Regions from separate parts of the Homo sapiens genome. Here region 2 is linked to region 1. Evidence: read pairs that join two places in POLR2A ChIA-PET (ENCODE). Cell type or tissue: B cell. All regions are shown on one strand. Links, peaks and the distances in the headings refer to the core of each region. The heading gives the core; the rest is flanking DNA.

Region 1 (15,729 bases), core at 7,011-12,010:
TCCCCAGCCCTCTCAGCCCCTGAGCTCTGCCACCCTGCCCGGGCTTCTGCCCTTGGGTCCTGGCCTCTCAGGGTCTCCTCAGCTCTGCAAGGAGGGGCTGGGAGCAGGTCCCAGGCTAGCAGTGGGCTGGAGGCCTCCTGTGTGGTCTCTACCTGTCCATGCCGAGGGGTCACCTCTGGGTGAGGTCGCACCCACCCCCCTCACGGGGCTGCTTTGCCAGAAGGTCTGTTCCCCTCATGGCCTCTGCTACTCTTTACACTTAGTTCTTCCCAGGAAGGGCCCGGTGGCTGCAGATAATGTTTCCCATCTGTGGAGCCTTCAAGGGCTGGGCCCATGAGGATTCTGCTCCCAGCTTGCTCTTCCTCTCCAGCCTGCACCCACCAGGCCCCAGAATCCTGAGGATGGAGCTGCTCCTGTCCCCTGAGGTGGTCTAAACCTCTGGGGAGGCACTGGAGGGGCCTCAGGAGCAGCCACTCTTCCGTGTTCTCCCTGGACCTAGAACCCGAGGGGCTGGGAAGAGTGGAATGCATGAGTGTGGCCTTTGAGGTCTTCCTGAGGCCGTGGGGCCTGCCTCGCAGGAAGCATCAGCTTCAGGAAGGCTCTGCACTCAGGGCTGGGCGTGGCCACCCACAGGCACGTAGGGAGCACCTGCTGTGTACCCAGTGCTGCACTGGACTCTGAGACCCAGGGGTGGGTGCCTGAGTACCACCACGTGAGAGCTGCCAGTCTTGTTTCCTTTCTGAGGGGAAACTGAGGAACTCCCGCTTGCCCTCCCCCCCGCCTCATCCTCTGTGTCCCATGTAAAAGGCAGGCATCTGGCTGGACTCCCTCTGGGACACCCACTTTCACCAACTGGCATGGCTGCCTGGCCAGTGCTGGAGAGGGTCCAGCTGGGTCTGGGCTGAGCAGCAGTGAGTGTGGCGATTGATTAGTGATGTCTGCCACATGCAGAGGGATGGGAGGGTGGATGCGAGAGGCAGGAATTCCCCATCTGCCGACTGAGTCCTTTCTTAGCCAGCCCAGCTCTCGCCATCTGCTGTGGTTTGATTGTGTCCCCTCTAACATCAGGTGTTGAAACTCAATGGCCAATGTGGTGGCATTAAGAGGGGCCTTTAAGAGGTGATTGGGCCATTAGGGCTCCTCCTCTCACGACTGGGAGTCCACAGCATTTGGTGAGCTCGCCCACCCTGGCATGAGCATGTCCCCCTCTGAAGGATGCAGCCCTCACCAGACACCAAACCTCGGTCTTGGACTTCCCAGCCTCCAGAATGGTTAGAAAGACATTTCGGTTCTTTGTAAATTACGCAGCCTGTGGTATTCTGTTACAGCCACACTGAAGGACTAGGGCTCCATCATGAGCTGATGGGTGTGGGTGCAGTCCCCCCAGGGCCTGACGGCCTGATCACCAGTTCTTTTTGTTACCAACGGCACCTTCCCAAATGTGTTCATTGATTTCATCGCCCCCATAAACATGCATGGATCAGCACGGGGTGCAGAAGAAAGGTGTATGGGGGGAGGCCCAAAGTTCAGGAGAAGCCAGGCCCAGTGCAGCCAGTGGGAGGAGTGAGAGCAGCCAGCGGAGGCGGACGTGGCCTGTGCATTTGCATGTGGGGCGGCTGGAGGTATCTATGGTGTGAATGGGGGAGGAGCCTAAGGGCTGGGTCTGAGCCGCTGCTGGGCCTCCAGCCTGGGTCTGGGGCTCCCACCCCAACTGCCAGGCTCAGGAGTTCTAAGGAGTGCAAGGCAGGAACCTGCAGTGAGCCCCGCCCCCTTTCTGGAGGCTCCACCATGGCTCCTCACCCGCCCCACCCTGCTGGTCCCGGGCTTCTGAGCGGAGAGGGTGGCCCTTGTCCATTGCAGGCATGCAGGGGTGAGAACGGTCCGAGGGGCTCACAAGGGTGAACTGGGGGCCACGGATGTACGCTCCAGGCTGGGGGCTCAGGCAAGGCCCCAGGGGGCCCCACAGAGCTCCCTGCATAAAATCAGGGGCCAGTGAAGGGGGTCGGCCTCTGTCCCAGCCATATACCCAGAGGTGCAGGATGCAGAGTCTGTAGCCCCCTCTCTGGGGTCTTGGTGCCCCTGCCTCACCTACACTTCCTCTCCTGGTGGCCCCAGACCCCTGGGGTGGGAGCTGACCCGGTGGGAGCACCAGACGGGGTCGCGACACTCACCCCGTGGCCACCGCCAGCAGCGTGGAGAGCTCACCAAGGGTGTGATGGATGGGGGCGCCCATCCTGCAAAGCTGTGACAAATGTGCCTCCCGCTCACAGACTCTCTTTGGAATCCGCTAATACTCCTTGAAGGTGAAGTCCCATTTTTCCCCTGCAATCACAGTATTAAACTTTAATATCTGATATTAATAAAACATACTCTCTCTAATAGAGTCACTCGAGGCCGGGAGGGAGCGCGTGCAGAGGATGGTCCCTGGTGACTGTCTGCAATGTTTTCCCATCCTGGCCAGGTGCTGGGAGTGCTGCGATGCAGAGGGTGGGGGCAGAGTCGAAGGCGGGAAGCTGCCCCACTGGGGCTTCCTGTGCCATCCTCCCCAGGCAGCACCGAGGCTCCCCTGACTCTTCACAGCGGATGTCAGACAAGCAACACAGGTGTCTCTCAGATGGCAGGCAGGGTGCTGCTGCCTCCGGGGGACCAGGTATGGCCCCTCTGCCTCCAGTGGGGAAGGAAACAGGGTCCATGTTTTGGCTGAAGCCCCTTCAGCTAAAGACCCCCCCGGAAAGAGGGAGAGCCCTATTCCCCTCCACCGTGCACCCCGGCACTGTGCTGTAGCCATGCATGCTGCCCTTTTGCAGGATTGCCAGAGAATCGTTTGCCGAGACTGGGGTGCTTTTGAGAGTGGGGGAAGCTGTTCGTTGGCTGGGACAGTGAGTGCAAACTAGGGCCATCCCGGGCATCGGGGCTTCTCCTCATCCCATGCAACTCCACCCCATGTCTCCCTCTGACTGTGCTCAGGGGGCTCCCTCTGCCAGGTCTTCCTGCCTCCCAGCCCCTCACCGCCTCCCCTAGCCCCGTGTCCATGCTACCTATTCCCTGGAACCAGCCTCGGGCTCTGCCTCGGTGTGCCTGTCCTGCTCTTCCTGCCCTCCCTGTGTGTGCCGCCCGAAGGGGACTGTGCTGTGGAGTGGTCAGAGGGCGGGTTTGATGGAGAAGCAGTGGCTCCTGCCCCAGGATCTGGGAGGTGCTGGGGTGAGCAGCGGTGCCGTGGGGCCCCCAGGAGTCTCCGTTCCCACTGCAGGTGTGTTGGGTTGTTTCCCGGCTCTCGGGGCAGGGCTGCGTCGTGTCGTATGTCGCATTCCAGGTGTAAGTCACCAATCACCCTTTCAAAGCGTACAATTCAGTGATTTGTTTTTAGTACAGTTGATCCTCATTCACGGATTCCACATTTACCAATTTGTCTATGTGATGAAAGCTATGGGTGGTCTCCAAATACATACTCCCAGTGCCCTGAGGTCACCCGGACGTGTACCCAGTGCCAAGCAAGCCTCTTTCTCGAGGTCGATTTAGTACGTGTTTCTTGCTTTGTGCGTTTCTTGTTGCTGATTTCGCTGTTGAAGTGGCCTGAGCGCTGTCCTGTGTGGCCCAGGGCTCTGGGGGGCTGACCGCACTGCTCTGGGCTGCCCCTGAGAATGCCTCCCCGGCCCCAGGGAAAATATCAGGAAAAATGCCTCACCCCAGTGGCATCTCCGCTGCTCCACCAAACAGCCTCTGAGGGGGACACCTTTCCTCCCCGCTTAGAGATAAGGACACCAGGCATGGAGGGGCCGGGCCACTTCCCAGCCATCGCTTCGAGCTAGGAGGACGGTTATTGCCATCCTTGCCTCAGCTTTTCCTGGGCAGGCCCTGGGCCGGGCCTGTGCGTGCTTCCCCCAAACGCCAGCGTGCCCAGAACAGTGGGTGCCCAGGGGAAGTTTGTGGGTACAGAGAGTGGGAGGGGGAGGTGGGAGCCAGAGGGAGTCGGGGGTCGGAGGCTGTGAGGTGTTTACAGAACAGGAGTCTGCAGTAGGGGCCCTGCCAGGAAGCCGTGGACAAAGAGGCTTTGCCGGGAGGTGCGGCCACGCAGGGATCCGGAGCTGGTACAGGCAGACCTCCTTGGAGAACTTGGACATGTCTCCACTGTTCCATGGGGTGGGCAGAGAGGAGAAAGGGGGCTCTGTGCACTGCCCTCGCCCCGAACCAGGGCCGACCTCGCCCCGGCAGCCAGTGCCGCCTGCCCCCACTGCAGTCCACCATCTAGTGCCTTCTAGAAACTTGGCCTTCTCTGGCTGAGCCAGCTGTGTGGCTGGGGCACAAGGCCCCGGGGATCCCGGGTTCTGACAGCCACGATAGTGGGTTTGGACCCAGGTTTCCAGGCCAGGTCCTGGGACACTTGCCTGGTTGGTGGGGCTGGGGCAGGGACTGTACAATGGAGGAGTGGGGGGCCAGCCCCTGGGAGTCATTAGACACTCAAGCCGGAGGCCCCCTGAACCCAGGAGGTCATCTGGAAAAACATCAAGTGGCCCCCACTGAGAATGGTCTCAATGCCCCCAGTCCCTTTAAATCTCACCTTAAGGTTTCAAGCGTCGAGCAGGGGTAATTTCCAAGTCATTGTCCAAACAAGAGTGGCTCAGTGGTGGTCCCACACCTGGCTGGGCAGCTCCCCCTCCCACACAGCGGCCACTCGGCCCCCCAGTTCTGCTACCCTATACCCTGCTAATAAAATCCATATAGTCCCTAAAACCCCCTCGGCCAGGCTGCCCCTCCTGTGCCCTTCCCCACCACTGCCAGCCGCGCCCCTCCCCTAGCACCCTGCAGCCTCGCCCCCTCTCTCTCTGCCTCAGACAGGGTCTCCTGAAGGGCAGTCATGGACCCCTGGGGGGCTCCAGCCACTTTCAAGTGGTCTTCAGGCAGCGTGGTGGTTTCAGAAGAAAAAGTGCTGGAGCAATTTGGTTCAGATATATTCACTAATGTGAAATTTAAGATTAATTATGATTTCTGCAGAAATCCCATTATGCAAATAATAACTGTTTTCTTCTGAAGGGCTGCACAGCGGCTGTGAGGCCTGCGGGGGCCGAGATCCATCTCCCTGACCCCCGGGGCATTATCTGCTAGGAAACTTTGTCAAATATAGGCAGGGGGCCCTTGAAGCTTTTGCATCTCTTTTTTTTTTTTTTTTTTTTAAAGCTCAGGAACCTCCAGATAAAATCATTTTCTTCCCCTAGAACAACTGCAAAATGCTTTTTAGGTTTAAGTGGAAGAATTTTGCTGCGAAAGGTAGAGAAGTGATTCCACTCAGAATTGCACAGAATGGGCATTCACGCTGCGTGGCTACTGAGAAGGTCCTAGAACAGACCACAAAGGTAACAGCCGAGGACAGCGCAGAGGCGCCCAGCACCGAGTCTGCGTGAGTTGGAGGATCGATGGCACCTGCCTCGGCCGGGAGGTCGAGTCTGTACTTAGAATCCACTACGGGGCAGATGTGAATTAGTGTCTGGCCCTGGGTGACTTGGGAGTGCTTCAAAACCATTTGTCCCATTGTCTCCCGAAACTGGTGATAGAAGCAAGGACATTTCATTGGCTTGACCTCTTTTGGGGAGGACCACTGTGCCGCCAGGAGGGCCCAGAGCAGGAGGGCCCGGAATGCAGCGAACACAGGGATTGATTCACAGAGACAAGAGGCCAGCACAGCCCCTCCCAGCCCACTGCAGAGGGGAAGCCATGTCTGGAAAAGCGACACAAGGCCTTGCTGTAGTCAAGAGTATTTATCTTTGAGGCCTGCTGCTCCAAAAGATGGAATATTCAGCTCTTCTCCAGATGGGGTACCCCGTGCAATCTGTGTGATGTGAGGGGATGAGGCACGAGTATTTTTTTCTGACTTTGGTCATGTTAAAAAATCTGATTTCCATAACGGCTGTGCCTGACTTGAGGGATTTGTTGAGGACATTGAATAACCTGCAGCTGATCCTGTCAGAAATAAAACAGCATTCTCTTCCGCCCTTGTTAGTGAACCTTTTAATTCAGTGGTTCTCAACCTTTTTGGCACCCAGGACGGGTTTTGCGGAAGACAATTTTTCTATGGATCTGGAGGGTGGGGGATGGTTTGGGGATGATTCAAGGGCATTGCATTTATTTGGACTTTATTTCTATGATGATTACATTGTAATATCTAATGAAATAATTCTACAACTCACTGTCATGTAGAATCAGTGGGAGCCCTGAGCTTGTTTTCCTGCAACTAGATGGTCCCGTCTGTGGGTAAGGGGAGACAGTGATAGAGCATCAGGCTTTAGATTCTCATGAGGAGTGCACAACCTACATCCCTCGCATGCACGGTTCACAATAGGGTCCTGGCTCCTGTGAGAATCGAATGCCACAATGCCACGGCTGATCTGACGGGAGGTGGGGCCCTGGTGGCGATGTGAGTGTTGGGCAGTGGCTGGAAACACAGATGAAGCTTTGCTCACTCACACGCTGCTCACCTCCTGCTGCACGGCCCGGTTCCTAACAGGCCATGGACCCATACTGTGGTCTGGGGGATGGGGAGCTCTGTTTTAATGGAAGCATCAGTGAGTGCGGAAAACTGCCCCACTGTGGCTGAACACCCTTGAGAAATCACCCTGTGGACCAGGAAACAGGGCAGCCATGTCCACTCCTGGCACACTTGGCTCTCCTCCCAAACCTACTGCCACCTTGACCGCCAGGGCCATAGCTTGGTTTTGCCCCTCTCTGAATTTTACATAAATAGAATCATGCCATGTGCCCTCCTGTGTGTCTGGCTTCTTTCCCTCAACATTACGTTGCTGCAATGACTCCGTGACAGGCAGAGCTGTGACTTGTCACCTTCGATACATAGCATCCCGTGTTGTGACGATGCTGCAGTCTATTTGCCTGTCCTATTGTCAGTGGGTCATGCCGACCTCGGCAATATTGCTAACCATGCTGCCGTGAACACTGCGGTATGTCTTTTGGTGAACATGCGTGCACATTCCCACAGAGTACTTGGCTAGGTGCAGAATTGCTGGGCCATAAGTTATGTGTAGATTCAGCTGTAGGAAGTATGGATACCCAGTGTTCCAGAGTCACGCCACTTTCTCTCCCTGCACGTGGGGTGCTGGAGTTCCAGTTGCTCTGTCTCCCCACCAACCTTTGCTTATGTCAGTCTGTCATTGTAGCGTCTCTCATAAGTGTGTATGGGTGGCTCGTGGTTTTAATGTGCTTTCCCTGATGAGGATTGACACTTCGCAGTTTTTTTTTTTTTTTTTTTTTTTTTTTGAGATGGAGTCTCGCTCTGTCGCCCAGGCTGGAGTGCAGTGGCACGATGTCGGCTCACTGCAACCTCTGCCTCCTGGGTTCAAGTGATTCTCCTGCCTCAGCCTCCTGAGTAGCTGGGACTACAGGTGTGTGCTATCACACCCGGTTAATTTTTGTATTTTTAGTAGAGATGGGGTTCACCTTATTGGCCAGGCTGGTCTCGAACTCCTGACCTTGTTATCTGCCTGCCTTAGCCTCCCAAAGTGCTGCTGGAATTACAGGCGTGGACCACTGCATCTGGCCGACATTTAGCACTTTTTAATCAAATGCTTATAAGATAACTTTTGCAAAATGCCTGTCGGAGTTTTTTTTTTAACCCTTTTTTTGATTATGGGTTGCCTTTTGTTCTTGTTCTTACTGATTTGTAAAAGTCTGGTATATATCTAGGAAGTGAGTTTTTTACCAAATACACTTGTTACAAGTATTTTGCCACAGTCTATAGTTTGCCTTTTTACTTTCTTAATAGTGCCATAAGGTCTGGACTTAAGAAATCTTTGCCTATCCCAAAGTCATACAACATTTCGCCTGTGTTATCTTCTAGATGTTTTACTGCTTTATCTTTGATGTTTAGAATCTATAGCATCCCAGGAACTGATATTTAGAAATGGTGCGATATAGGGACCGAGGCTTATTTCTTCCAGACGGATACCCAAGTGACTTAGCACCATTTTTTGAAAAGACCATCCTGCCCCCAGCTTCGTTCTACACCAGGTCGCCATTTATTGTGGGTCTGTTTGTGCACTGATACTACACTGGCTTAATTATTGTAGCTTCATCTTAGACCCTGGCCTCTAGTGGGGTAGGTCCTCCTGTGTTGCTCTTCTCCTGTAGACTGTCTGGTTCTCCTGGTCTTTTCTTTCCTTCTTTTTTATTTAATTAAAATGGAGTCTCGCTCTGTTGCCCAGGCTGGCATGCAGTGGTGCAATCTCGGCTCACTGCAACCTCCGCTGCCTGGGTTCAAGTGATTCTCCTGCCTCAGCCTCCCTAGTAGCTGGGATTACAGGTGTCCGCCACCACACCTGGCTAATTTTTGCATTTTTAGTAGAGACAGGGTTTCACCATATTGGCCAGGCTGGTTTCAAACTCCTGACCTCAAGTGATCCACCCACCTTGGCCTTCCAAAGTGCTGGGATTACAGGCATGAGCCACCGTGCCCAGCCCAGTCCCAACCTTTTCATTTCCTGTACACTTTAAAAGTGTGGCTTCCTTTCACCAATAAAAACCTGCTGGCGTTTTAAAACTAGCGTTGCATGGAATCACTGTGTTAATGTGGAGATGATTGACATCTGTCCACCTTTGATTCATGAACGAGCTGGTTCCTCCACTTGGGGCCTCCATTACTTTTGTAAAATGATGTTTTGTAGTTTTCTGTGAGAGAAGTTTTGCACATTTTAGATGCATTCTCAGGTATTTGATTCTTTGTGTCATTGTAAATGATACTGTTACTGGCTGAAGGTCTTGCTACAGGTCGTTCGGGTTCTTGGCTTTTTGCACAAAGAGTTGGACAAAATGCACGAACAAAGTGACAAGAGAATCAAGCAAGGAAAGCACAGACTTATGGAAACAAAAGTACATTCCCCAGAGTGAGAGTGGGCTCGAGCCAATAGCTCAAGAGCACTGCTTAAGAATGTTCTGGGGTTTCAACAGCCTCTAGAGGTTTCTCATTGGTTACTTGGTTACAATCTATGTAAATGGAGTGGCCCACGACCAGTCTGAGTGATTGGGACCAATCAGAGGCTGAAATGAAGTTACAAAGTTACACCGCTGTGCAAATGAAGAGTAAGGCCGTGACCAGTCTGATTGGTTGCTGGAGGTGACCAATCAGAGGTACTTTCCGTTTTTCATCTGCAACGCAGTGGAGGTGGTGGGGACATTGCTAAGGGAGTCGCCTCTGATCATTTTGTTACTTTGGTGGGAAGAGGTGAGGTTTTCCTTTTGATTCAGTTCTAGGAAGTCAGGGCGAATCAGCCTTAGACTCCAGACCCTATTCTCCTGCCTCAGTATCATTTTACTTCTTGGTTATTTTCTTTTCTAAACACAATTAGCACAATCCGCGGCAACAGTAAAGGTTCTGACTCCAGTTTTGCGGTTTTCCTGCAGAAGGTCTTGAAGCCTCACCCTCCCCTCCCTCTTCTGTCCCACCTTCCTGTGAGCCGATGAGAAGGCCTGGGTCCCCCTCTGGCGGTGCTGGCAGGAAGTTCAAAGCCTGGGGCCCCTGGCCTGCCTGTGGGAACCTTCACCCCAGCCCATCCCCGACCTCTGGGACCTCTGGGACCTCTGGGAAGGCTGAGTCCACCTCCTCTCCCAGCCGCCTCAAGCCACTTTCAGACAAACTTGGGCATCAGCCCCGCTCTCCCCAGAAAGCCTCATTGCGTGACTAGTAAGCCTTGCATACCCTCTTGGGGTGTGTGAATGTGTGAGAGTGTGTGTGAGTGTGTGTGTGAGAGTGTGTGAGTGTGTGAGTGTGTGAGTGTGAGTGTGTGTGAGTGTATCACTGTGAGTGTGTGTGAGCTAGTGTGTGTGTGACTGAGTGTGTGTGTGAGTGTGAGTGTGTGTGCGTGTGTGCAAGGCATCATCAGTATTGACATCCAAACCAAATTTTAGGAACGTGGGGGAGTGATGTCTATCTTGTTTCTTGCAGTGGGGTGACCACAACACCAGCCTAGACAAATGTCATTGATTTTTATATATTGACCGTGTATCCGGTGACCACACTGAGTTTACTTCATCAGTCTGATGGTTTATCTGTAGCGTCCTTAAGATATTTTACATATAAAATCATGTTGTCCACCTATAATAAAAGTTTTATTTCTTCCTTTCCAATCAAATGCCTCTTATTTCCTTTTCTTGGTGTGATCACACTGGTGAGGACCTCAGCATGTGTGACTTAAACTACACAGGGGAGCTGCCATCTTTGTCTCATCTCTAATCTTGTGGGAAACCTTCCATGATTTCACCATTAGGTAGAATATATTCTCCAGGCTTTTTGCAGGTGCTTTTGATCGGAGTAAGGAAGCTCCCTTCTCTTGTTTTCGGATCGTTTGTTTTATTATCGTGAATTTTCCCTGCTTTCTTCTCATCCTTTTCTAATTGAGTTCTCCTGTGTTCCCTCCCACTCCTCTGCCTGCGTGAATCTGGGAGTGAGCATCCCTTTATATTTTGGGCCTAGGGGAACTCACTGGACTCACCCTAGTCCTGGCCCTGCCTTTGACGTTTGTCAAAGCCTGATTTCTGTCCCCAAATATGATAAATTTTGGTTACTATTCCTTAGGTACTTGAAAAGAGTGTGTCTCCTGCAGTTTTGGGGGAGAGTGCTGTGTATCCGTACAATGAACTGCGTGTTTATGTCTGCTTGAATTCAGATGCTGAAATCCTAACTCCTAAGATGACAAGGTTAGGAGGTGGAGACTTAGGAGTTGATGAGGTCATGACGGTGGAGCCCCCGAGAATGAAATAAATGCCTTATAAAAGGAACCCCAGAGAGCTGGCTTGACCTCTTTCTACCCCGTGAGGATACAAGGGAGGTCAGCCGTCTGCAACCCCGAAGAGGGCTCTCACCAGAACCCAACGATGCTAGCATCCTCATCTCAGAGTTTGTCTCCAGAAGGGTGAGAAACAGATTTCTGCTATGTATAAGCCATCCAATCTAGGGCCCTTTGTTACTGCAGCCCAAAGGGACTAAGACAATCCATACATCAGGTCATATTTAAAATCATGTTTTCAAACTGTCTGTTAATATATCCTCACTCACCTGCTGTCTGTTCTATCAGTTACAGGCTGAGGTAGGTGAAAATTTTTTCATTATGATGATAATTCTGTCCATTTCTCCCTTCTCAATTCCTTCCCTTTATGTTTTGAACTTATATTATTGAGTGCATATGAGTTTTAATTTATGTTTCCTGATGGATTGACCGTTTTAACCTGTATCGTTTAACCTGTATCATTTCTCCCTTCTCAATTCCTTCCCTTTATGTTTTGAACTTATATTATTGAGTGCATATGAATTTTAATGCTATGTTTCCTGACGGATTGACCGTTTTAACCTGTATCATTTAACCTGTATCATTTTAACCGGTATGCACTGTCTCAGTGATCTCAAGCACGGCTTCTTGCCTGGAGGTCCGCCCTGCCTGTCAGCATACCATCAGCTTCCTTTCGGTTATTGTTTACAAGGCGCTGATTTTCCCATCCTTTTATTTTGATTTTTGTATGTCTTTCTAATTAAAGTGTGTCACAAGCAGGATGTAAGTGGTTTTCAAAAATATAATCTGACAATCTTTATCTTTTAATTGGAATATTTAGTACTTTCACATTTAATATAATGACAAATATTTGGGGTTTAAATCTACCATCCGACTATCTGGTTTTCTATTGGGTTCGTCTGTTTTTTGATCCACTTTTTTCCTGTTTTCCCTTGTTTTATCTCTTGTCCTGTTAACTTGTTAAATATCCTATATGTTATTCTTCTTTTAGTCTTTTCCCTAAAAAAGATTAAAAACACATCCTTGATTTATTACACTCTACCATGATTGCATACTCCTGTCACTTCCAAGACAAGGCAAGTACTTTAGAATATTTTATTTTAATTAAGTAATTAATTTTTCCCTGGGTCAGAAATGGACAATTTATTACACATAGAAATAGCAGTAGCTAGACTATCAGAATTTCTGGGAAGTTTCCCTGAGCTCTGGTTCCCACAGGGTGATGGGAAGAAGGTTGGATGATAACTGCACGCCCAGTGGGTTGCATTACAGGAAAACTCTCAGGTTAGGGAATCCAAATCTTTTCAAATAGAAAGTAGGCATGCTTGCAATATATATATATATATTTTTGAGACGGAGTCTTGCTCTGTCGCCCCAAGTTGGAGTGCAGTGGCGCGATCTCGGCTCACTGCAAGCTCTGCCTCCCAGGTTCGTGCCATTCTCCTGCCTCAGCCTCCCGAGTAGCTGGGACTACAGGCACCTGCCACCACACCTGGCTAATCTTTTGCATTTTTAGTAGAGACGGGGTTTCACTGTGTTAGCCAGGATGGTCTCCATCTCCTGACCTCGTGATCTGCCCTCCTTGGCCTCCCAAAGTGCTGGGATTACAGGCGTGAGCCACCGCGCCTGGCCGCTTGCAATATTTTAACTCCATTTTCTGCTGCTACCTGTTGTGTGACTGCTGTGTATACACGAATTCTATGTATATTTAAAACCCTATAAGACATCATTATTGTTGTTTAGTTGAGAGTCATTGATATTTACCTACCCAGTTACTATTTCTGTGCACTTAATTTTCTCCTAAATTTCCTTTCTGTAGCCTGGGATCATTTTGTTCTGCAGGAGAATTCTCTTTAATATTTATGTGTGTGTATTTGTGTGTGCATGTGTGTTGCTGCTACCTCAGTTCTCTCAGTTTTTATTTGTCTGCAAAATTTTTTTTTCCTTCTCTTTTCTTTAAACCAGCTTTATTGAGATATAATTGACATGCCATAACATTCATGTTTTATGTGTACAAGTCAATGAATTTTAGTATATTTACAGAGTTGTATGACTGTCTCCACAATCTAATTTTAGGTTTCCACACCCTAAAAATAAATAAGCCTGCCTGTAATCCCAGCTACTCTGGAGGCTGAGGCAGGAGAATTTCTTGAAACCGGAAGGCAGAGGTTGCAGTGAGCTGAGATCATGCCACTGCACTCCAGCCTGGGCAACAAAAGCAAAACTGTCTCAAAAAAAAAAAAATCACTCTTCATTTCCTCCCCTAGCCCTAGCCAGCCATGGATCTGCTCTATGTCTCTCTATATTTGATTTTTTGGACATTTTATATCAATGGAATCCTGTCATATGTGTTCTTTTGTGTCTGGCTTCTATCGCTGGGGATAATGCTGTTGAGGGTCATCCATGTGCTAGCATGAATCTGTGCTTTTTAATGGCTTAATAATATTCCACTGTATGGGTAGACCTGACTTTATCACTCAACAGTTGGTGGTCCCTTGAATTGTATCCTCTTTTTGGCTTTTGTGTATGATGCTGCTATGAACATTTTTAATACAAAGTTTGGTGTAGATATGTGTTTTTCTTTCTCTTGGGTACATAACTAAGAGAGGAATGGCTGGGTCATATGTTGGGCTATATTTAACCTTTAAAGGAACTGTTGGCCTTTATTTTTGAAGTTATTCTCCCTTGCATTAGAATTCTAAGTTGGCAGTTGTTGTTTTTAGCATATTTTTCCCCAGCACTTTATGACATACCATTACCTTCTGGCTTCTGTCATTTCTGTTGTGAAGTCCCTTGTCATATTATTGTTCCTTTGGAGGGATTTTTCAGTCCTAGAATTTCTATGTATTATTTTTTCACAGATTTCAATTGTCTGGTGAAATTCTCTACTTTCTTAAGTGCACTTTTGTTAAGCCTGTCTCTGTAACTCCAATAGCGGGATCACCTGTGGGTCTGCTTCTATCGTCTGCTTTGCTGTTCCTCTCTTGGCTTACCTGGTGTATTAGTTTCCCATGGCTGCCATAACAAATGACCACAGAGTGGTTTGAAACACCAGGATCTTGGCCGGGTGTGGTGGCTCATGCTTGTAATCCCAGCACTTTGGGAGGCCGAGGCGGGCAGATCATGAGGTCAGGAGATCGAGACCACGGTGAAACCCCGTCTCTACTAAAACTAGAAAAAATTAGCCAGGCATGGTGGCGGGTGCCTGTAGTCTCAGCTACTCAGAGAGGCTGAGGCAGGACAATGGCGTGAACCTGGGAGGTAGAGCTTGCAGTGAGCTGAGATTGCATTACTGCACTCCAGCCTGGGTGACAGAGAGAGACTCCATCTCAAAAAAACAAAACAAAACAAAACAAAACAAAACAAAACACAGGATCTTAATGTCTCAGTTGTGGAGACCAGAAGCCCCCAGTCAAGGTATGGGCAGGGCTGCACTCCCTCCAGTGCCTCTGGGGGAACCCTCCCTTGCATCTTCCAGCTGCTGTGGCTTCAGGAATTCCTTCGTGGATGAAGTGACTGCATCCCTTCCGTCCCTGCTTCTGTGCCACATTTCCTTCCCCTCTTCTCTGTGTGCCTGTCTCCCTCTGTGCTTCTCAGCCCAGTCTCTTTGTTTCTTACAGAGCGTACATGGGACTGCCTTTAGAGAACCCAGGATAAGCTCCTTCTCCCAAGATCCTTGACTTGATCACACCTGCAAAGACCCTTTTTTCCAAATAAGGTCACATTCACAGGTTCTAGGGGTTATGATGTGGATGTATCTTTTTTGGGGCCAGCACTCAGCTCACTGTACCTATAATGTAAAAAGAAAATTCTCCACATTGTTCAGAAAACACTGTAGCGCTCTGGGTTGTTTATCTCCCCAGAGGAGACTTTCTTTGGTTCCCAGCAGGTGGCTGCAACGGGGCCGGATCTCCATTGTCCAACTAAGAACTGAGCTGATTCCACTGGGTTTGGCTCCTCTGAGGCCTGGCCTCTCTACAGGCTGCTCTTGCTCCTGGGTGGAGTTGGAGTCATCGGGGCAGAAAGCCTGTGGTGTTTAGCAGGGCACTGCTTGCTTGGCAGGCTCTGAACACAGTGCCGTGAGCTTGGGGGTGATGCTACCAGGATGCTCTCTGCTGCTGTTGGCTTGGATTGTCAGCCCACAGGCCCTTGTCACGCCAACCACGGAATCCGTTCTCAGACTTTCTTCCCTGCACTTCCCTTTTCTCCAGGATGTCGGCTGGTCTCGTGTCCCGGCTGCTTTGCTGCTGCTGTGGTTTTGTGTGTCCATCCTAGAGTTTTCAGTTGTGTTTGCAGGAGGATTGGTCGTATATAATCTACTCTAATATAGTGGAAGGTAAAGGGCATCATCATGTATAATACAATTAAAATTTTTTAAATACTGAATTGAAACACGCTTATTTCTTTACAAAATTGAACTGTGGTGCAAATGGACCAACCACTGAGAGTTGATCTTTTCCCTGTGCAACTGATTTAACTGTTTAAGAAATAAGTTAGGTCGGGCGCGGTGGCTCACGCCTGTAATCTCAGCACTTTGGGAGGCCCAAGTGGGTGGATCACTTGAAGTCAGGAGTTCGAGACCAGCCTGGCCAACATGGTGAAACCCTGTCTCTACTAAAAATTCAAAAATTAGCCGGGCATGGTGGTGCCTGCCTGGAATCCCAGCTACTCAGGAGTCTGAGGCAGGACAATTGCTTGAATCTGGAAGGCGGAGGTTGCAGTGAGCCGAGATCACACCACTGCACTCCAGCCTGGGCAAAAGAGCAAGACTCTGTCTCAGAAAAAAAAAAAGAAGAAGAAGAATAAATAAGTTAACAAATCAAGGCCATATTTTAAAAGTTCATGTCGATTCTGCAACAGAGCATGGAGAAACCCCTTGAGAACCTCCTAAAACCAAAGAGGGGCTTAGGAGTTCTTTGGCCCCTATCTCCCGAGCCCGATGGCT
Region 2 (15,729 bases), core at 5,607-10,606, 300 kb before region 1:
GGGCCTGGGCTGGCTCCTAGAGACAGGTTGGGACCCTGCCGGGTCCTAGCGGAAGGGCCTTAGCCCCCAGAGCTGGGGCTGGCATCAGGGCTGGTTAGGCAGAGTTTGAATCCAGGAGTGGGGTTCCCTGGCCAGCTGGCAGGGTCCAATGAGGAGCCTTCCCCGGAGGCTCTCGGCAGTGACCCCCGGCTCTGAGTGACTCGCTTGGTGGGCCTAGCTCCAGGAGGTCCTCAGCACAAGGATGGACGGTCCAGGGGGCAGCCAGGACAGTGCTGGGACAGCAGGGGAAGACAGGACTTCAAGCCAATGCAGGGTGGCTCTCCCACAGGCCAGCCGGACACCATTGTGAAGGGTTAGGCTGGGAGGCTCCCAGGCAGAAACATCAGGTGACTTTGGAGGTGGCAGGAAGGGAGCCCCTATTCACCCTCGTACCCCCGCTGTACTCCCACAACACCTCCCTTGAAGGGGACTCATGCTCCAGGCTGTCAGAGGGAGGCAGTGACACTGGGGGCTGGGACTGCTGGGGGCTCATCTCTGAGCAGGTGGGGTCCCACCACAACACTCTGGCCCTTGATGGATGCAGGAGGGCAACCCGTGTGGGGGTGTCCAGGCCACGCGCTCACGCCATGGCTCCCACAGCTCTGGGCATTGATGGCGGCTGGCACTGGCTAGGGGCTCTGGACTCCCGGCTACACAGGGGATCTGGTTGTGTTCAGTGGAGCTATTTCGCAGCTGAAGTGGGGTTCATGCTGGCGGCAGTCACATTGTGGCATGTCCCTTGCCTGACTATGGGCTCCCTGGGGTTGGACTGGGGGTGGGGAGGGCAGGACGAGGTAGTCACCCGTGTGCCCATGACCTATACGCTGCTGGTCCAGCGGCCACATCAAGGAGGTGCTTAGCCAGGGGCTAGGGGTGCGGGAGCACGGGCAGGTGGCCCCAGCCCAGGCAGGCCCTGGCCAGCACCTCCGCCAGCAGGAAACGGAACCTGAGCCACGTGTGCCCTGACCACCCAGCTGCTGGCAGCGGGGACAGGGCCTGTGCCCAGATATGGGGGTGGCACTGAGGCCAGGCCCTGCTCCCGCAGGCTTTGGAGCGGCAGGTGGCTGGGGCTTGTGTCCTGTCCTGGTCCCTTCCCCTGAGCCAGCTCCTCAGCCCACAGGAGACACGTGCCGCCGGGAGATGTGGTCCAACCTCCCCACCCCCACGGCCCGCCCACCCGCAGTGGGCCAGGATGGCGGCCTGCCGGAGGTGAGGGTGGTGGGTGGGCTGTGTGGGGGCTGCTGCCTCCCGCCTCTTCCTCCCTCCCCCTGGACTGGAGCAGCTTTGATCCAATTTTCAGTTGTGGGAAATATGAAATGAATGGTGTTGAATCCTGGCCGGATGAAAGGCTGGTTCCCTCCCTGAGTTCGGGCCAGATGGCAGCTCTGGCGGCCTCCGAGGCACACGCCTGGCCTTTGTGGGCCGTTTAACACTGTGAATGGGGCCAAAGTGTGGGAAACTCACTAGGCTCCCGGCTCACACCATCCACGGTGGGCTGCGGAGGGGGCTGGAGGAGGGAGGGCTGGAGGCTGCTCCAGGCTGGCAGGCTCTGCTCCACAGAAGCACTGTGAAGTGTTGGGGGGCTGGGATCCTCCACCTTGGCTGCCCCCAGCAGCTCAGCGTGGGATGGGGGTGTTCTTGCCCCAGCCGGGCTTTGAGGAGGGAGGGAGTTTGTCCTGCCTGCACCTCCCTGAGCCCCCAACCCTGGAGGGCTCAGTAAGTCTAAGGGGCTTGATAGTTGGGGTGGGGTTGGCACATCTAGAGTTGGTAATAGTCCTCCTGCCTCCACATACACAGACATTGAGGCAGGGCACTTTGCTGTCTCAATTCACGATGCTGTGCCACCATCACCACTGTCCATCTCCAGAAAATGTCCTTCTCTCCAAGCTGAACCTCTGTCCCCATGAAACATGGACTCTCTATTCTCCTCCACAGCTCAGCAACTGTTGAGGCAGGGGGCCTTCAGGCAAAACCTACAAGTTGGGCATGATTAAGCTGGAATGCACGCGTCTAGAACCATGACCCATTTCTAAATAATCCACACGCCCAGCACCACTCCCTCCAGGGCTGACAGCAAAGCGAAGAGCTCCTCGGAGGGGAGGGGCCCGTGGGGGTGGGGGGCGATGGGAAGCTCCAGGGGCATTTGCTCCCAGCTCCAAAGCAGGACGTGGTGCTGGGAAGGTCAAACGGCGCAGACACTAGAAAACAGCTTGGCAGTTCCCCCAAAAATGAAGCACAGAGCAACCATAGGACCCAGCAGCTCCACTTCTAGGTCCATGCACAAGAGAATGGAAAGCAGGACCTGGGGGAGTTATTTGGGCCCTGTCTTCAGAGCAGTGCGGTTCCCAAACCCAAGAGGCGGCCGCCGCCCCATTGTCTGTGAACAAACAAATGTGGTCCTTCCACATAGTGGACCGTTCTTCAGCCTCAGAAGAGAAGGAGGTTGTGACGCAGGTCACAGCAGGCCTGCACCTTGAGGACACTGTGCTCAGTGACATAAAGCAGTCACAAAAGGGCCCATCCCAGGTGGTGCCATTGTAGGAGGCCCCTAGAGTCGTCAGATTCACAGACAGAAAGTGGAATGGTGGGTGCCAGGGGCTGGGAGGGACTGGGCAGTAAGCGTTCCTGGGGACAGAGGTTCGGCTTGGGAGATGGACATTTTCTGGAGGTGGACAGTGGTGATGGTGGCACATCACGAATGCTTTTCATGGCATGGAACTCTGTGCTGAGAAATGGCTAAGATGGTTGTTTTATGTTATATATATTTTGCCACAACTGGAGAAAACAAAAAGGAGGAGCTTTTCTGGAGAAGAACCACGAACTCCCTCCTGCTGCCCCCTCCCCGCCCAGGCAGTGGCAGCCCCCACAATCCTTCCCAGGCCCTGCCTCCAGCTGAGGAAGTAGGTGTGGTGCCGGGCACCCCCGACCTGGTGTTCCTGTCCCCAAGGGTTTCCAGCTTGGAGTGTGGGGAACAGGCAGGCTGGCGGGGGCCAGGAGCCAGGCTGACCTGGGGAAGGAGGGTCAGGGGTAACCATAGCTCCCAGCTTCTTCCTCTTCCAGCCCCTGAAGCCCTTGCTTGGGGGCCTCTGGGTGGAAACTCTACTCGAAGTCTGCAAAACGCCCTGCTGCCTGGGAAGTCAGTTCAGGGAGATGGCCCCGTTCCAGATTTCAGAGACAGCGGCCTCCCCCACATCCAGGACCCCTGCCTGAACAGTGGCCAGCACTGCCTGCCATTGCCCTGGGCCCATCCATGCATAGGGCTCTGCCCTGGAGCCAGGCCACCCCCCGCATCAGCAGCCAGCCCACCTGCTGCAAGGAGCCACCCAGCTTGTCTCCCCAGCTGTGAACAGATGCAGCCGGACCAGGTGTGGCTCCGAGTCTCCACCCTCGGCCAGGGAGGGCACCTGTTCATGGGAGGTGGAGTGGCTGGGAGAGGTTTGAGATCTCTCCTTGGGGCTCCAGGCGGGAGCTGCAGTGGGGGAGGGAGGAAGAGTCCTCAGGCGCTGAGCATCTGTGAATCACCAGGCAGGTATGGAACATGGAAATCCGACTTCCTACAACAGCCCTCCCTGCAAAGTGCGTGGGCCTGTGCTCACTCTCCAGCTGGGGGGCTGGGGGCAAGAGGGTCACAGAGGTTAAGTGACATGCCCAAGGTCACATGTACTCTGGGTCAGCTAACAGGAGGAGTCAACACTCGAGTATTTATTATGCACTTCATGTGTACTTGCCAGTTTAGACTTGACTACGAAGCCAGGAGGTAGGCACTGTTTATTTTCTGTTTACACTGAGTCTGCAGCGCAGAGAGGTGCTCACACCACACAGCTGGTGAGGGTCTGACGTGAGACGGGGACGTGTGGTGGTGCGCCCCGTCTTCTTCCTGAGGAGCTGAGGGAGGTGGGGTGGTGGGAAGGGAGGGGTGTGCGGAGCTGGGGGAGGGAGCCTGGGGCGCTCACGTGCGGGGAGCCCTCTGGCGGGGAGGGGGCATTGGTGAGGGACGGTGTGGCCTCCCCCCGCTCCCTGCAGCCCTCCACCCTCTGGCGAGGGCAGAGCAGCGCATCGATCCGATCAGTGCTGGGAGCTGGAGCTCCAGATGGTGGGTGGCCTGCACGGACGTGTGGACAAAGGGAGGCTGTAGCATGAAGGCGGCCAGCGAGGCACGCGCGATGCCCTTTGTCACCAGGGAAGGCCGCCAGGAGCGCGGAGTGTGGGAACCGCCGGCTCTCGTCTTTAGGGGTGCTCTGTGGGGGTGGCGCACCACCATGAGGCCAAGAGGAAATCCTCGGCCCTTTCCACGCCCTGGCCCCTCTGCTAGGCCGGTGGTGGCCTCCCTGTGGCCTCAGTTCCTTGCACCCCTCCCCTCCTAAATGAAGAACTGGACCAAAGACCTGGGTCCAGAAATGGGGCTGGTTCCAGCTCCTCCCCACAGCCAGCCCCCCTCAGTGGGCAGCTTCTCTTTCGTTGGTCAGCAGATGCTTGAGCACACATGCTGAGCTGGGACTGAGGCTCCTGCACTGGGGGTAGGGGACACTCTTACCTGTGGGAGATGCCTTGAGGGTGTAGACTGGGCCCGGCATGGACCTGCGGTGAAGCCAGGTGCAACAGCTGAGCTGGAGCCTGTCTGACACCGGTGGCAGAGTCGGGCAGCCGCACGCCCCCCAGCAGAGCCAACACAGTTTTGGGGACATAGATTTGGTTAATTTTTCATGTCTGTGTTTTCTTGAATGAGCATTTATTACTTGTGCAGTTTTTGAAAGGGCTTCCCCACACACAGACACACGCACACACACAGACAACACACACATGCTCACATACATACATACGTGCATCCACATGCATAGGTTCCTATGGGAGGAAGTCATTGCATCTTCAGAAGGGCGAGAAAGAATCCCTGAGGTGGGGACAAAGGGGAAGGTGGGTGACCAAGAGGGGCTTCCAGAGGGAACGGTGACTAAGGAGGGTGTTGGCGAGTTCTGCTTGAGGAGTTCTGGGAAGCACCTTCCAGGCAGAGGGCACTACAGGGACACCAGCTTGGGGCAAGAGAGACCAGGTGAGCAGGACTGACATCTCCAAGTCTGGAAGGATGCTCCTGTGGTTTTTTTTGTTTGTTTGTTTTTGAGACGGAGTCTCGCTCTTGTTGCCCAGGCTGGCGTGCAAAGGCATGATATGGGCTCACTGCAAGCTCCGCCTCTTGGGTTCAAGCAATTCTCCTGCCTCAGCCTCCTGAGTAGCTGGGATTACAGGCACACGCCACCATGCCTGGCTAATTTTTGTACTTTTAGTAGAGACAGGGTTTCATCGTGTTGGCCAGGCTGGTCTTGAACTCCTGACCTCAGGTGATCCACCCGCCTCAGCCTCCCAAAGTGCTGGGATTACAGGCGTGAGCCACCGTGCCCAGCCCAGGAGGCTCCTGTGTATACACCTGTGTGAGTGCACCTGTGCGTGTGTGTGTGTGTGCCTGTATGCATGTACTTATGTGTGTGCACTTGAGTACGTGTGTGTGCCTGTGTCTGTACGAGTGTGTGTGTGTGCCTGTGTCCCAGTGTGTGTGTGCGCTCATGTGTCTGTGTACCAGTGTGTGCGCTTGTGTACGTGTGTGCCCATGTGTCTGTGTGTACCAGTGTGTGTGTGTGTGCATGTGTGCCCATGTGTGTCTATGCATGCATCTGCGTGCATGTGCCCAGGAATGCTCACGCCTGCTCAGATGTCCTCAGCTGGGCCACCCGTCCCCACCCTGCCCCGCTGCCCTAACTCCCAGAGTACCCGCATTGGCCGAGCACTGCTCTGTGCCACGTGAGCCCTGGGCCCTGGGGTGACTGTGGGGAAAAACCCTGACAGGAGTGCCTCTGCCCTGCCCTGCCCAGTAGGAACGGTGCTCAACCAGGCCCCTGGCGGCCCTCCGAGGCAGGTAAGTGCGTCCCTATCTGCAGGTGAGGGACAGAGGTGCTGAGGGGCAAAATAACTTGCCAAGGTCTCACGGTCATGCCCCCCACCACCATGCCTGGGGGCAGGCCTTGGCAAGGGGCATGCTGCCAGTCAGTTGGCAGCAGAGCCAAGAAGGGACAGAGCTCAGGGTGTGGCCCTCAGTGCTTAGGACCAGCTGCTCCTCCCCTTGACGCTGGCTTCCCACAGGAGGTGCCGCTGTGTGCTGCTCACACCCAGAAGAGGGGGTCAGGGCATGCAGAGTCCAGTCGGGAAGCCGAGGCCCGAGGAAAGGTGGGCAGGGGCCAGAGCCTTCTCCTGGGGTGGAGGTCAGGCTGCAGACACTGCTAGCCCTGTCCCACCACAGCCCGGCTTCTCAGTTGGGTCTCCACCGGCTGTGACACTCCCACGTGATGCCAACAGGTGTTATGAGGCAGACTCTGTAACCCGCTTGGGATGCTCAAGCCCCAGGGTAGAATTCAGGCCCAAGGGGTGATTGGGGAAGGGGGGTCTGACGTCCTTGGGAGCTGCTGGGCCTGTCTCTGCACGCCTGACGTGGAGTGACCTCGGTCAGAGGGTGGGCTGAGAACTCTCTCATCGTCCAGGGTGGAGGCTGGATAGGCCTCCCTGTTCACACTGTGCTAAAGTAAATAGCAGTTCCTGAGCCCTCCTGTGTGCAGAGTCCCCTCTGTGTGCAGAGCCCCTCCTGTGTGCAGAGTCCCCTCTGTGTGCAGAGTCCCTCCTGTGTGCAGAGTCCCTCCTGTGTACAGAGTCCCTCCTGTGTGCAGAGTCCCCTCAGTGTGCAGAGTCCCCTCTGTGTGCAGAGCCCCTCCTGTGTGCAGAGTCCCTAGAGCCCCTCCTGTGTGCAGAGTCCCCTCAGTGTGCAGAGTCCCTCCTGTGTGCAGAGCCCCTCCTGTGTGCAGAGTCCCTAGAGCCCCTCCTGTGTGCAGAGTCCCTAGAGTCCCTCCTGTGTGCAGAGTCCCCTCTGTGTGCAGAGCCCCTCCTGTGTGCAGAGCTGCTCCTGTGTGCAGAGTCCCCTCCGTGTGCAGAGCCCCTCCTGTGTGCAGAGCCCCTCCTGTGTGCAGTCCCCTTTGTGTGCAGAACCCCTCCTGTGTGCAGAGCCGCTCCTGTGTGCAGAGCCCCTCCTGTGTGCAGAGCCCCCACTGTGTAGAGAGCATGCCTGTGTGTGGATACCTCTTACGTGCAGAGCCCTTCCTGTGTGCAGATCATCCTCTGTGTGCTGAGCCCCCCAGTATGTGGAGCCTCCCCTGGGCTTGAAGTACTCCGATTTGCTGAGGTCAGGACATCAGACCCCCCTCCCCAATCACCCCTTGGGCCTGAATTCTACCTGGGGGCCTGAGCATCCCAAGTGGGTTAGAGAGTCTGCCTTGAGTAACACCTTTTGGCAGCACCCAGGGGTGTCACAGCCAGTGAGATACCCAGCTGAGAAGCCGGGCTGCAGTGGGACAGGGCTCGCAGCCTCTACAGCCTGACCTCCAAATGAGCATCCCCTGTGTGCACAGCCCAGAAGGGCTTCGCATCTGCACGGCAACTCTGTGATTTTGGATTATGATGATCAAGTCCATTGTACAGATGAGGAAACTGAGGCTTCACAAGGTGAGGGGACTGGCCTGCCCAGGTGTGCTTCTGGGGCCCTCACGGGGGTCAGCCTCTCAGCTCCTACTCTGCAGCAACTCCCCAGGCTGGGAACACAGACACCTGCTCTTCCCGTGACTGTGGAGACAGAAGGCCCATCTCCTGCGGCATTTCAGTGTTGCGCTGAGGTGCAGAGCTGGGGTGCAGAGTCCATCCGGTGGAGGGATGGAGCCTTACCTTAGTCAGATGAGAAATGGTACCTCCACCGCCCAGCTCAGCCCACCTATAGTGCTCTCACGCAAGGCCTTAGGCCTGCCTTCCCTGTTCAGACCCCACGGGTCCCCGTGTGGCCAGGTTGGTTGCGATCGGGAGATGGGTAGAGGGCCCTGCCCCCTGACTTGGTGCCCCTGGCCAGGTGCAGTGTGCAGTGCAGGCTTGAACCTGCAGGGGTCCCCCAGGAGCGTGTTTCCTTCCCAGAGGCCCCGGGGCAGGCACTGAGTGGCTTGGTGAAAGCAGAAGGTCCAGGCCAAGGCTGGGCTCTGCCCTTGTCTTTTTCACTTAGAGACTGTTGGACACACCCCACTCCTCTCTGAGCCTCAGCTTACGGGTCTGTAAAATGGGCTTTCCCTGCCAAGCTCATCTTGGTCTTGGGAGGCCTGGCTCCAGGTGGCTGGAAGTGAGACAAACCCTGAGGATGGCGGGGAAAGAGCTGGGGCACTGCAGAGTAGCGCCCACCCCCTCCATACCCAGTTAGCCCCAGCCCAGGAGACTCTGTGCTGGGGCTGGCCACCTGCTGTCTGATCCTCACCTGGAATACGGCTTGTGGGCCCAAACAGGTGTCCCAGTCCCTGCACTGCACACTGCACCTGGCCAGGGGCACCAAGTCAGGGGGCAGGGCCCTCTACCCATCTCCCGATCGCAACCAACCTGGCCACACGGGGACCCGTAGGGTCTGAACAGGGAAGGCAGGCCTAAGGCCTTGCGTGAGAGCACTATAGGTGGGCTGAGCTGGGCGGTGGAAGTACCATTTCTCATCTGACTAAGGTAAGGCTCCATCCCTCCACCAGGACCTGTGGCTGGGCTCCCCGCCGCAGCCCTGACCCAAGAACCTCAGGGGGAAGGGCCCTTGCTGGAGAATTGGGGGTGCACCAGGCCCACCGAGCTGATGCCCTTTGGTGCCCTGGCTTGGGCCTGGGTTCTCCAGGGCTGCTGGGGTGAGGCTGGCACCCGAGAGGCCACTGGGGCCCCTGCTGAGACAGTAGCCCACACCCCTGCGCAGGGCACGCCAGCTGCTCCTAGGGCACCTGGGCATCTGTGGAGATGGGGTGGGGGTTCCTGAAGCCGAGGGGGCTCCTGTAGCCCTGAGGGCACCCCCCACAGACTGCAGCCTTCCCAAGTCCCAGGCCAGGCTTGAGGCCCCAGCTTTGTGCACCATTCCAGGCCCCACCTTCACCAAGGGACTGGAGTCCACACCCCAGAGGGCATGGGCGCAACCTCAGGCTCCCCCTGCCCAGCTTTCCGGGCCTCAGTTTCCCTAGTGTAAAACCAGGCTGCTATGGGGACCATGGGGACACCTGTGGGGTTGGTTCCCCCGGTGCGCAGGGGTGGGTGGTGGGAAAGCCCGCGGCCCGCAGTCTCACGGGCGCGGGGATTAGGGGCCGTCCGGGCCCACGTGGCCGCACGCCCCGCCCCGCCGGTGTCCCCCCACCCCCCGTGCGCCCCGGGGCAGGGCCGGGTCGCCGTCCCAAGCTGGTTAAAAACCCCGCGGTGTCAGAGAGCAGCTCGTTCCCAACCTCTGAAAGGCAGACAAGCCCTTTATTGCTCTATTATAACGCGGAGCCAGATGGTCTTTTGGGAGTTGCCCCCCCGCGCCCCCCGCCGCCGCCCTCATTCATTCAGACTCAGACCCCGGCACTAATGCCGCGGGGGGGCCCAGGCACGCTTCCCTCGCCGCCCGCCCGCGCAGTGTGGGAACCGCCGGCGAGCGCGAACCCACAGCCGGGCGGAGGGAGGGGCTTGGAAACCCGCGCATCGGAGAGCTGGGGAGGGGTGGGGAGGGCTGCGTCCCAGCTCGCCTGGGCCGGGAGGGCTCTCAAGTTAGGGGCTAAGGGAATGCTCAGGAGGCTCGTCCCCAGCCCCACAATCCCTGGTTCTTAGAGGCTGGGGAGGCGGGAGCAGGGAGGAATCCCAGGGTCCCCAGCTGTGGGACCTCGGGCAGGGCACTTAACCCTACCCGTGCCTCAGTTTCCTCATCTGTTAAATGGGGACAGTGATAGGGCCCCCTCACTAGGTTTCGGGAGGATCAGAAGCGTTAATATTTGTAAAACTTTTAGAAAAGGGGTGAGCGTCTGGGCCTCTCACTGATTTTGTACCACTCCCCACCCCCACCCAAGAGTGTTTTTTACTTTTTTTTTTTTTTTTTTTTTGAGACAGGGTCTCTCTGTGTTGCCCAGGCTGGTCTTGAACTCCAGGGCTCAAGCGATCCTCCTGCCTTGGCCTCCTGAGTAGCTGGGATTACAGGTCGGCCGGTCTCAGCACCAGCTGAAACAAATAAATAGAGAAGAAAGATGTTTCACTACTTGTGAAAAAGATGAAATTCAAGTTTCAGCGTCCATAAATAACATTGTACGGAGACACAGCAGGGCGCCACACCCGATGCTATCCAGGAAGGCCACCTCCTGGCGTGACGCCAGTGGCGTGGTAGGACAGAAGCCTGGCCACGTGGCCTGCAGTGGTTACTGCTGGGCCCTCTTCATAAGCACTGGTCCCACCCGCAGTGAAGGACTACCTGCCCCAGGCAGAGCCTCCCACGATCGATCGCTGTCCTCACCGCCCCCGGGGGGTGCCCCATTCCTCTCACTTCTGGGGCTGATGTGGGAGCCTCAGGAGGGGACTGAGTGAGTGTGCACTTGAGTGTGGCCACACCGTCCTGAGGCTTCGTCATCGTGCCCATTGGACAGGGTGGCAAACTGAGGCCCATGGAAACCCAGGGCCCAGCTGCCAGGTGGAGGCCGAGGCCAGAGAGAACCCTGGGCTAGGGCAGGTGGGCAGCCTCACCCACCCGGGTCAGGCTCCTGCTTTGCTCATGTAACCCTCACGCTGGCCACAGGCACTTCCTCAGGTCCCTGCCGCAGAGCACGCGCACGGGTCTGCTCTTCCACCGCTGGGAAAGACCTACTTTGCACTGAAAAGCGTCCCAGCTTCCCTCCCGGCTAGACTGGCAGCTCCACATGACTCGCTGGGGTCCTGGGCTGACTTTTGGCCTTTTTCCCCAACTGATTATTGAGGGGGTGGCCTAGCTGATCTTTGGGGCTCCACAAACAGACACAGGGTGGGGTCAACGTGTCTTCCACAGGGGGCAGAGTCCAGGGGGAGCAGCAGCCTGGAGCAGTGCTGAGGGCTTTGCGGGATGGCAGCTCGCTTGCTCCTGAAGCAGATTAGGCCCTGTGAGGGGCTGGGGTCTGGGCCATACTGCTGGGAGGCGGGGGGGTGCTGCTTGTTGTCAGTTACCTGGGAAGCCCTGGGTGGGGTCCGGCAGCTCTGGGACTCTGGGTCTGGAAGTCCATTCTCTTGTCCCACTGGCCTGCAGGTGTTTGGCCCTTCCTGTGGCCCTGGCCTTGTTGCACTGGCCCTGTGCCAGCACCCCCCATCTGGTGCCCTAGCTCTGCGAGCACTATCTGGCCAGGGTGTGGGGGACCCTCTGTCTATGAGCCTCTGTCATCCACGTGTAGGGGGACCAGGGAGATCACAGATGTGGGGCTCAAGCCCCAGGCCCCAGTGATCACTTCTCTCTGAGCCTTGGATCCCAGCCCTTCCCTTGATGTGCCGCCCCAACTCTTACAGGGGATGCTGGCCTTTATCAGCACTCTATTTGGGGTGTGGTACCGAGTGGGGCTCCCATCCCCACCACCACCCCCATTACGATGGGCCAGCTGTCTCAGGTAGGGGCTTCCAGCCCAGCGTGGGGACCCTCGGCAGTGACCAGCAGGGAGGACCCATGCCTGGGGCACCCCCACAGCCATGGATGGGGGTCTCCGGGGACCTGCTGCAGCACAGTGGATATGGCACCCCTGTCACAGATGGAGGGAAGGGAGGAAGAGGCCTGGCGAGCTTAGGCAGAGGAGAGGTCAGGCTGCCAGCCCAGCCGGGCAGGAACCACCCTTTTTCATTAAGTGAGCCCCCGGGCCGAGAGTTCTGCTGGTCCCGTGGTGAGGGAGGAGGAACGGGAGGGGGCTCTGGGAGTCTGCGCTTCCTCCTCTAGTTGCCCCCTAGGTCTGGCAGAGACCTTCAGCCTCTTGTCCCCACCCCCAGGACTGAGATGCATCCTGGCTTCAACCAGGGGAGACTCTGGCTTCTGGAGGGCAGCCACCCTCTGGACTTGAAGGTGCCCAGGGCAGGTTCCAGAAGGTCCTGCTTCCCCCCAGTACCCCGGCCCAGCCCCTGGAGCCCCTGGGAATGTGTTCAGCCTCCTGCTCAGTAGCCCTCAGCCCACTGGGCTCCAGCCCCATCAGGCAGCTCCCCCGCCCTGGAGCCACCCTCAGCAGAGTGGCAGCCACCCTCAGCCCTCCCTCGCCTGTGGCTCCTGCGTGAGGTGGGGGAGGGGGAGCCCGGCACTGCTTGCCTGTGTCAGGGCTCGGGGCTGGCACCGAGGCTGTGTGCTGCCCCAGGCACCCGCCTACCTCCCCTGCCTGGAGGGGCATTTGGGCTGGAGCCCGCTCCGGGTGGGTTCCCACATCCACCCCCCTCTGCGGACATTCATCCTGCACAAAAGGCGCGTGCGCGGCAACAAACTCATTCGCCACGGGCTGCCTGGGCTTTGTGTGCTGAGCTCCGGCCTCAGAGGCCATCTGGGGAGCAGTCGTCCCAGCGGGCGGCAGGGCCCCCTCCAGGCTGCCTTTGAGGCCTGGGAAGCAGCCGAGGCTCCCTGAGCAACCGCGCTGGAAACCGCACACATCTGGCCTGTCCAGTGCCTTCCAGTTCCCGCAGCCTCCTGGCTGTCCCCTGCACGCTCTGGCCCTGGCATGGCACTAGGTGCCAGGAGGGGACCAAGGCAGGCGCCTGCCTCCCTGCCCTACCCCTGATGCAGGCTGTGTGCACACGGCCCAGTGGGGAGGGCTGTGGGCACGGGGTTCAAATCTGGGGAGTACCCCTCAGTAGGTGGGCCCTCTGGGGCTCAGCTTCCTCATCTGTGCAATGCAGCTGATAACGCTCCCACCCAAGGCCTGTGCTGAGGACGGAGAGTGGATGAGCGCCAGGCATGTGCAGTGGCCTCGGCACGCAGACCCCTGCCCCAGGCACTGCCCGGCTCTGCTTCTTCTCGCCTTCATTCGGTTTCCTGGGTGGGCGACCCCTGCCCGTGTTCCAGGCTTCCTGGAAACTGGCTGGGGGTCAGGGAAAGGCCAGCTGGCCGCAGGCAGCTCTGCTTAGAGCTGGGCCCACCCCTGCTCGGTGTGGGTGCGGCAGCTGTGGTCCTGCCCCACTCTCAGGACTCTGAGCAGCTTCTGCCTGGCCTGTATGCAGTAGGTGCTGAGTAAGTGAGCACTTGCCTCGAGGCCCTCAGCCCTGAGCACCTCCAAGTGTGATCTCAGCCCTGGATCTGGCTTGGGTCTGCCCAGCTGTGGGCGCAGCCACGTGGCCTGGGGTCGAGGGGGGGTTACTAGCAACCCCCAGCAAGCTCCTCTGCTGAGCACGCCCTTCCCCAGAGGGCTAGAGGCCAGGACAACAGTGAGCCGGGGCTCCAGGACAGCCTGCCTGGCGTGGCGGGCATTTCTGAGTCTGGGCGGTTGGATGCGGTAGGGGGCATGGAGTGGGGTGTCCGAGGGGTCTTTCCACTCAGGAGACCCTTCCTGGCCAAGCGACTTCTGGGGCCACAGCTCAGCAGACAGGGCCTCTGCAGAGGCGTCCCTGCCCCCAAGCATGCTGGGGGCGTCCTTGAGAGGGTGTCCTGCAGACCCAGAGATAATCCGGGCTTTGAGAGGCTGTGAGAGGCTGGCCCGAGGACTTTCCCACAGCCCCACAGAAAGGGCCGGCAGCCAGCTGCTCACCCACAAAAGGCTCCCGGCCATTCATGGCCTCAGGCAGGCGGGGCTGTCGGAGCGGCAGCCACAGCCTACCTGGCCACCCCCAGCAGGACTTTCGTGACAGGGAGGCACCTCCCTTCTGGCCATGGGGGCAGGAGGTCTCCAGGGCATAGGGGTAGTCTTGTGCAGCCACCCAGGCCAGCTGCTACCCCCTCTCTTTTGGCCCGAGACTGGCACCCTTCCTGGGCCTGTCATTTATCATGGGTGCCTGGGTAAAGGATGGCTCAGGAGGACCCTGCAGGCACCCACTACCATGCCTGGCGCCGTGCCTCCACCGTCACACTACCCATTGCTCGCCCCCACACGCTGGCCATGAGTCCCCAGGGCTGGCACCTTCCTTGCTTCCAAGTCTGGCCTGCACGGCTCTCACACCCTTTGCAACCATCTTCTTGCCCACCCAGCAGCCCACCCTGTCAGTGTAGGGGGCAGGAGAGGGACCTGGTGGGGCAGTGAGCTGGGTAAGGCCTCCTCCCTGGACCTCAGTCTCCTTGTCTGAGGTGTGGGACAGCACTGCTGCCTCCCAAGGCTGATGGAAGGACCCCCAAGGGCGGCTGGTTAACAAATACCAGGTTTGGAGAAGCTGGGGTGTGGGGCTGCTGCCTGGAATTAACTGCCCAGAGCACCTCCAAGGATGACCTTTTAATATGAGAGCCAGCCCAGGGGAGGGAAGGGTCGGGGGCTTCCTGGGGGAGGTGGCCGCTGGCCTGGATTATCAGGAAGTGCAGGAGGAGGGTGGGGGCTTCCTGGAGCAGTGGCCCTGGCCCCCCTGTGCAGTAGCTGCGGCTCAGCCCCTTCCCTGGCCTGTCTCCCTGTTGCTTCCACAGCTGGAGCTGCCTCTGCGGCCCCTGTCCTCACCCCTGAGGAGGCCAGGCCCGGGCAGGTGCCTGGGCTGGGGCTGCTCCTGGCCAGGCTGGAAGACTGTCAGATGGAGGACAGGTCAGGTGGTCGGAAAGCTGGGGACAGGGAGGGAGCAGGTTTGACGGAGGGACGTATGGGCAGGCTCCTCCTCCCGGTCAGGTCCCACGTGACCCCCCAGCCACGCCTACCCACATCGCCCTGCTGGAGGCCGGGGGCGGGGGGAGCGGGGAGTGGGGGGTGTGGGGGGTGAGGGGGGTGGGGGTGGGGGTGGCCCGGCCCGGAGCTAGGGGGCGGGGCCGTGCTTCTTCTGGCCCTGGCCTCCAATTGGCTGCCGGGCGTGGGAAAGCGTGCACCACTGCCTGGCGCCCATAAAGACGCCTCCACCACCTGCGCCGCCGCCGCCTCCCGGCCGCCCTCCGCCCCGCGCGCTCGTTGAGGCCGGTGCTCCAGAGTGAAGAGCGTGGCGGTGCGGCGGTAGCGCAGGGCCCTCCTGCGGGGCCAGGCAGGGGCGGGTGGGCGCTCCTTGCCACCTTTCTGCTCTCCCTGCTGTCCGAGAAGTTCGTGCGGTGCCAGCCCAGCTCCCAGCTGGGGACAGAACAGGAAACGTCCCCGGCGAGCCTGGCGGGGGTGGCGGCAGGGGTGTCTGTCGCCTGCGCTGGGCAGGACGCGCGTCCTACCGGCCTCCCACTCCGCGGGCCTCACCAGCCACCTCATTCCCGGAGCCCGGGCCGCCGAGAGCGCCGCGGATGGACCTCAGGGAAGGCCTGGCGCGCCGCCTCCGGGAAGCCTTCCGGCCTTCTCCCTCCACCGAGTACTGGGGAGTCTCAGGCCACGGTGAATGAAGAGCAACGGGCCGGAGAGACCTCGGCCTCTGCCCAGGAGCAGCGCCCAGCAACCCCGCCCACAGGGGACCCGGTGGACGCCCTGGTGGCCACTTTGCCAGGCTCCCCATCTCCCAGCGAACCAGAGAGGATTTCCGTTCCCCTCCTGCTTGGTGCCTAGCGCCAGGGCGGGGCGTGGGCTGAGCAGCCCCTCCCATGGAGGGAGCGGCCAGTCTACATATTGGAGGTGGGGCTCTGGGGAAAGGGTGTTGTTAGGAAGGCGGTTTGAGGCAGCGGGAGGTGGGGATGCGCCCGGCGGGGAGGGGCAGGTGTGTGGGGAGGGCCTGGGGAGCGCCTCCCCAGCCGGGCAGCGCTTCCCCAGCCAGGCCCCGCAGCTGGACCCCGGCTCCGTCCAG

Evidence for each region. Peaks named below come from ENCODE experiments on the same cell type or tissue, not always from the same donor. Only the 100,000 strongest peaks of a DNase experiment are listed, where the experiment ranks them.
Region 2: POLR2A ChIA-PET joins it to region 1 with 8 read pairs; 2 of 35 experiments call an interaction of 5 or more read pairs at or near these places.

What each region holds. Positions count from the first base shown.
Region 1 is chr1:2,831,113-2,846,841 of GRCh38, forward strand. No RefSeq gene overlaps it. Among named protein-coding and RNA genes, the nearest start is that of TTC34, 37 kb to the left of the region's middle. In B cell, for the core only: no CTCF peak of the experiment used is centred there; a DNase peak (open chromatin) is centred at 9,469.
Region 2 is chr1:2,531,511-2,547,239 of GRCh38, forward strand. No RefSeq gene overlaps it. Among named protein-coding and RNA genes, the nearest start is that of HES5, 9.1 kb to the left of the region's middle. RefSeq lists enhancers at 720-1,220, 2,804-3,307, 3,308-3,811, 3,812-4,315, 11,463-12,333 and 1 more. In B cell, for the core only: a CTCF peak has its summit at 7,982; DNase peaks (open chromatin) are centred at 8,021, 8,734, 9,621 and 10,291; H3K27me3 peaks cover 2,120 bases.